Regions from separate parts of the Homo sapiens genome. Here region 1 is linked to region 2. The links are chromatin contacts, found by Hi-C or POLR2A ChIA-PET in ENCODE. All regions are on one chromosome and are shown on one strand. The core of a region is the stretch at or near the end of the contact, and the rest is flanking DNA. Distances in the headings are between cores, read along the strand shown. Region 1 has its middle 88 kb from the start of NKX2-1-AS1. Region 2 has its middle 64 kb from the start of MBIP.

Evidence for each region. A loop is a pair of places that touch in the nucleus more often than their neighbours do. ChIA-PET counts read pairs that join two places held with the same protein, here RNA polymerase II (POLR2A). Pooled maps may share reads with other maps.
Region 1: a loop to region 2 is called in a map of gastrocnemius medialis, with 2.2 times the contacts of the local background. The contact joins two enhancer-like sites. A Hi-C loop is called at or near these places in 5 of 168 maps with a recorded cell type or tissue (breast epithelium, gastrocnemius medialis, mesothelial cell of epicardium and 1 more) and 1 of 50 pooled maps. POLR2A ChIA-PET finds 5 or more read pairs at or near these places in 1 of 52 experiments (H1).

The regions. Positions count from the first base shown.
Region 1 is chr14:36,429,515-36,432,214 of GRCh38, forward strand. No RefSeq gene overlaps it. Among named protein-coding and RNA genes, the nearest start is that of NKX2-1-AS1, 88 kb to the right of the region's middle. Within about 2 kb of position 1,262, at least 2 of the 41 ENCODE cell types and tissues checked have a DNase peak (open chromatin) inside an H3K27ac peak, as active enhancers do.
Region 2 is chr14:36,382,960-36,385,856 of GRCh38, forward strand. No RefSeq gene overlaps it. Among named protein-coding and RNA genes, the nearest start is that of MBIP, 64 kb to the left of the region's middle. Within about 2 kb of position 1,277, at least 9 of the 41 ENCODE cell types and tissues checked have a DNase peak (open chromatin) inside an H3K27ac peak, as active enhancers do.

The DNA of each region.
Region 1 (2,700 bases), core at 12-2,511, 47 kb after region 2:
CTGGAGGGACTGCTATACAGAATGGAAAAAAGGGAAAGAACCAAGAAACATTTAAGATACAAAATTGTTAGGACCAAGTAACTAATGGGAGCTAGGGGCTGAAGGAGAGAGTTTCAGTGGATATTGGTGCCACAAACTGATACAGAGAATTTGGGAGAAGGAACTCATTCAGGGAAAAGGAGATGAACTCAGGTAGAGACAAGGGTGAGTTGGGACATCCGTGTGCAACCTTTATTCAATCTGTACAAAAAGCTTGCATTTGAGGCTTAAAATGGTGAATAGATTTGCCCAGGGTTACCCAGAACCAGGATTACCAACTCAGTCCTTCTTGACTCTAGTCATCACCATCCCCTCACCTCAGCCTGTAAGTACATGCAGCATCTTGAAGGTTTTGCAGAGCTAGAATAATAATATGATGATTCATCGAATACTCATTCAGCCCCTAAAAATCTTAAGTTGCTCTGGTAACCCAAAAGTGAATTAGAGACAGACTCTATCCACCAGAGTTCATACTATATTGAGAGATAAGAGATGCAGATAAATTATTTTGATACAGTAGAAAAAAGAAGTAGAGAAAAGGAGTCACAGTGTTATATCAATTTAGAAGAAGGAGAAATTATCTTATGCAAAGACACTCGTGAAGTGCTTAATGCTAAGTACTAAGCCTTATGGATATCCAAGCATACAACACTTGTAGTACCTATGCTCAATGGTTATTCACCTCAAACTTATGGGAACTGTGGTAGGTCTCAAACAACATGTGGAATTTAGATACAAATACAGGATGCAGATGGGGGTGGGAAAGGCATTCTGATTAATGGAGCCCAGGAAGAATAGCATGGAGATGGGAATACTTCCCAGCGGCTTTCGCAGGTGAAAATGCAGGAATGCAGAGCTGTCGAATTTAGCTGGCATGGAAGGAGCATTGAAGGAGAAGAGTGAAAAATGAGCTCCAACAGTGGTTTGGAGCCAGTTTGTGGAAGATCCAGAATGCTAAGGAATGGGCTGGCACGGGCAATGTGTTCCTCATAGTTTGAACTCTGAATTTCTTGTCACACACAAAAATAAAGGAGGACAGGTAGTGGGTACTAGTTTCAGTCTGTGAGTTATATTCACTATTTCAGAAAGTTTAAAACATTAGTCTTTTTTTTGCTTTTGGTTAGAATTACGTATCACCTTTTCCTTAGGGAAACTGGTTAGATCATGTTGGGAAGAAGTTTGGCTTGACCGTTGCTGGCTTCATAGTCATTTGTGGGATGGGATTGGGACACCTGGCTGTGTTATCCTATCAACAGGCTAGCAGTCACTGCAGAGCATTTCACAAGAAATAGCTCATTGCTTTTTCACATTGTAGGTTAATTATTTTACATGATTGTGCAACTCTGATAGCCATTGGTTATTCACGAAAACTTGACTCGATATTTAAGTGGAAAGTATGCCAACACTTACTAAATGCTGTTTGTTTGGTACATAGCTTTCAGAACATGGTGTCCACAGGCAGTGTGGATGTTGTCCAGGGAAGTGAGCGAAAGAGGTCCTTAGTGGAAAAAAGATTAGGTAACACTAATATGTGCCCTGCTATGGGGACATTTCATAAAGAAACCTTTTAACTTAAATTGATTGCTTTTAGTTTAAGAGTAATAATGAAAGATATTGATCCTTTATTGTAAGTCTTGTTGGACCTAGATGAGGCATAAGTTATAAATAACAATGTCCAATATGTCTGATTTTTTAGTTGTTACATAGTTTTGGTATCTTAGGGGAGAAAATAGAGAGGAAACAGTTTTCTTGCTTTTGATTTTGATCTATGAACAATTTCTTAGAGTCACTAACCTGATAGAATTACTTTTCAAGCTATTGAAACTTTCAAAGGTCATAAATATGTAACACTAGGGGATTAACTGATATATTATGTAACATCTGTAATGGGAATACGATATAGCCATTAAAGATGATTTTGTAAAACATTTATTGAGTGAACAAATTTAAACTGCAAAACCTTGGACATTTTATGATTACATTTTTTATAAATGTGTTTGTGAATATACAAATATGTGCTTCAGAAAAACAGATAATTTTTTTAAATTTTATTATTATTATACTTTAAGTTTTAGGGTACATGTGCACAATATGCAGGTTTGTTACATATGTATACATGTGCCATGTTGGTGTGCTGCACCCATTAACTCGTCATTTAACATTAGGTATATCTCCTAATGCTATCCCTCCCCACTCCCCCCACCCCACAACAGTCCCCAGAGTGTGATGTTCCCCTTCCTGTGTCCATGTGTTCTCATTGTTCAATTCCCACCTATGAGTGAGAACATGAGGTGTTTGGTTTTTTGTCCTTGCGATGGTTTGCTGAGAATGATGGTTTCCAGTTTCATCCATGTCCCTACAAAGGACATGAACTCATCCTTTTTTATGGCTGCATAGTATTCCATGGTGTATATGTGCCACATTTTTTTAATCCAGTCTATCGTTGTTGGACATTTGGGTTGGTTCCAAGTCTTTGCTATTGTGAATAGTGCCACAATAAACATGCGTGTGCATGTGTCTTTATAGCAGCATGATTTATAGTCCTTTGGGTATATACCCAGTAATGGGATGGCTGGGTCAAGTGGTATTTCTAGTTCTAGATCCCTGAGGAATCACCACACTGACTTCCACAAGGGTTGAACTAGTTTACAGTCCCACCAA
Region 2 (2,897 bases), core at 27-2,526:
ACATTTCTGCCTTCTTTTCCTCTAACTGCTAAAATTCCTGTGTGTTTTAAAACTCAGCTTCTCCTTGAAGCCTTCCATGATTATGTTCTTCACCAGTGTCTTCCTTTCCTTGGGGCTTCCATAGCACTCACCCTGTTATTCTGCATGTTATTCTGTTCCGGCCCTCACCCCTGGGCTATTCCCCTGTAGATAGCTGCCTCTCTCCTGGAATGGCGGCCTTCTGAGAGCACAGCCTGGGTCTTTATTCTAGCACGTTAGTCACTCAATAAACACTGACTGAGGGAATGAATGAGCATTGTGATACTCACTCTGGGTCAGTACTGCCTAATCGAAGTATAATGTGAAACACTTATGTAATTTTAGATTTTCTGGCAGCCACAATAAAAAGAGAAAGAGAAACAAGTGAAATTAATTCTAATCATGTTTTTATTTAACCCAATCTATCCAAAATATTATCATTACAACACGCAACTCATACAAAAAAGTATTGATATATTTTACATTATCTTTTCCTACTAAGTCTTTAGAATTCTAGTATGCTTTCATACTGAACACATTTCAAACCAGACTGGCCATAATTCACATGCTCAGTAGCCACATGTGGCTAGCGAGTACCATACTGGAATCACTAAACAGCATGATTCTATACTAGAGAGAATGCTATTGAGATATATGTGAGAGCTTTTGCCTATAAAGTAAGCAGTAGTCTAGTCCAGGGTTCATACTTGGTGGTTACATGGCACTTGAGTGGTTTTTACCAAGACCATGTTAACCTTGGTCTCCTTTGTGTGCTGCATGTAGATGCGAGAGCAGGTCTGACTGAGAGAGTCCTGCGTGTGAGCTATGCACGGCCTACAGAAAGTCAGCAGGACTGTCAGCAGCTAACAAACCTACTTCTCAACCAGGCAGTTGGAGCTGAAATGCACAAACAAACTACCTCTTTAGGGAACATTAAAGGCATTAAATGAGAATGCGACATTCTTTGGCACGCAAAGCCGCACCCTTCAAAGCCATCATCACTGAGGTTCTACTTAGCGAAAGAAAAAGCCACAGAAATGTAAATACAGATCATTTGTAGATGCCTTGGTAGAGGTGTATCCATGCCCTCTAGGGACATCATTCCATCTAAGGGAGGAGATAAAGAACATTTCTTAAGCAGGAAACTTAGAACCATTTCAAGATGTGAACTGTTTGTCTTGCTCAGGCCTGTCTGCTGGCTCCATCTAACTCAGACAGCAGTGAGTGTTTGCTGGGCCCAACCTCTACTCTCTTGGAGTCAGAACTAAAAAAAGAAAGTGATTCTCCAACTCCCAGCCCCACACTCGGTGACCTCAACTGAGAAGCCTGGTGCCAACTGGCACCAAGCATAGGGTGGAACTGAGAGATGACTTGGCATTCTCAGCCTGGCACCCTCTTGGTGGGCAGGAACCCAAAGCAGCCTTTCCTTCTGCTTCTGCTCCCTTAGAGCAAGAGGCCTCAGTTTCAGTCAAAACAGTCAGATACACAAATTAGCATCAGAACCAAAATGGTTTCCTGGGAAACTAATGACAAAAATTCCAGTTTTAAAACATTTTCTTTGCATCCTAGAGAGAGAAGCCATGTTTTTCACAAGGACAAAAGTCCTGTGCCAAAGAACTCCATCTCATATAAAGAAGTGTCATTGACCAAAGACTCTGGAATAGATGAAAAGTGCTATTTGAGGCTTTCAGCACATGCTTTATGTATTTTTCTATACCTTGTTCCCATATAATCCTGACCCATTCACTCATGCCTGTTTTTACAGAAGTGACACATTTCCTCATTAATTTCTTTTCCCAGCTGTCCTTTGTCCTATAAGAAGTTGAGCTTTTTAGCATGAAGCAGCTGGAGAACAAGTCAGAGATTTTTAAAAATTATTGGTAGAGAAGACTTAGAATATCATACCTCTACCCATCAAAACCTATCCCTTGGAAATTATCTAAGAAAATAATTCGCATTCCAATGATAATAATATACATTTGTAGAGTGGTTCATAGTTTACAAAATGCCTTCACATATATTTCCTCAATTCAACTTCTCAATAGTTTGAGTAGAAATACAAGGTCTAATCTTTATGTTCTGTCTCCTAGGAGCATTCATTCAACTGACAAACACATACTGAGAGCCTTCTCTGTGCCTGGCCTTGAGAAATGCACTGGGGAACAGAGCCATCTGACATCCTCCCTTCTGGGATGAGCTGAGTCTTGGGAAAATAGAAAGCAATTAAAATTCATTAAAATTCAGAGGTATATACAACATGCTGCAGGAACAAATAAGAAGGGCCCTCAATGCAGCATTTTAATATTGAGTAATCTCTTAATCTGAAGAAATTAAACTCCTTAAGGATGGAATTTCTGGTATCCTAAAAAACCAATAAGGGAGGTATTGGCAGGGAAGCCTTCCCAAGGCCCTCTAAATCACACAACACTGGCAGTGTCTTACCTGAGGGTATAACAATGGTATGTGTATAATATGTGCATCAGGCACACCCCCTTTTATTGTGCTTCACTTTATTGCATGTCACAGATATTGTGGTTTTTACAAATTGAAGGTTGTGGCAACCTTGCATCCAGAAAGTCTACTGGTGCCATTTTTCTAGTAGCATGTGCTCACTTCCAGTCTCTGTGTCCACTTTGGTAATTCTGTTAATATGTCAAACTTTTTCATTATTACATCTGTTATGGTGGTCTATGATCAGTGATCTTTGATGTTACTATTGTAGTTGTTTTGGGGCACCATGAACTGTGCCCATATAAAATGGCATTCTGACTGCCCCATCGACCAGCCTTTCCACATCTCTCTCCTTCTCCTCAGGCATCCCTATTCCCTGGGACACAATATTGAAATTAGGCTGACTAATAACCCCTACAATGGCCTCT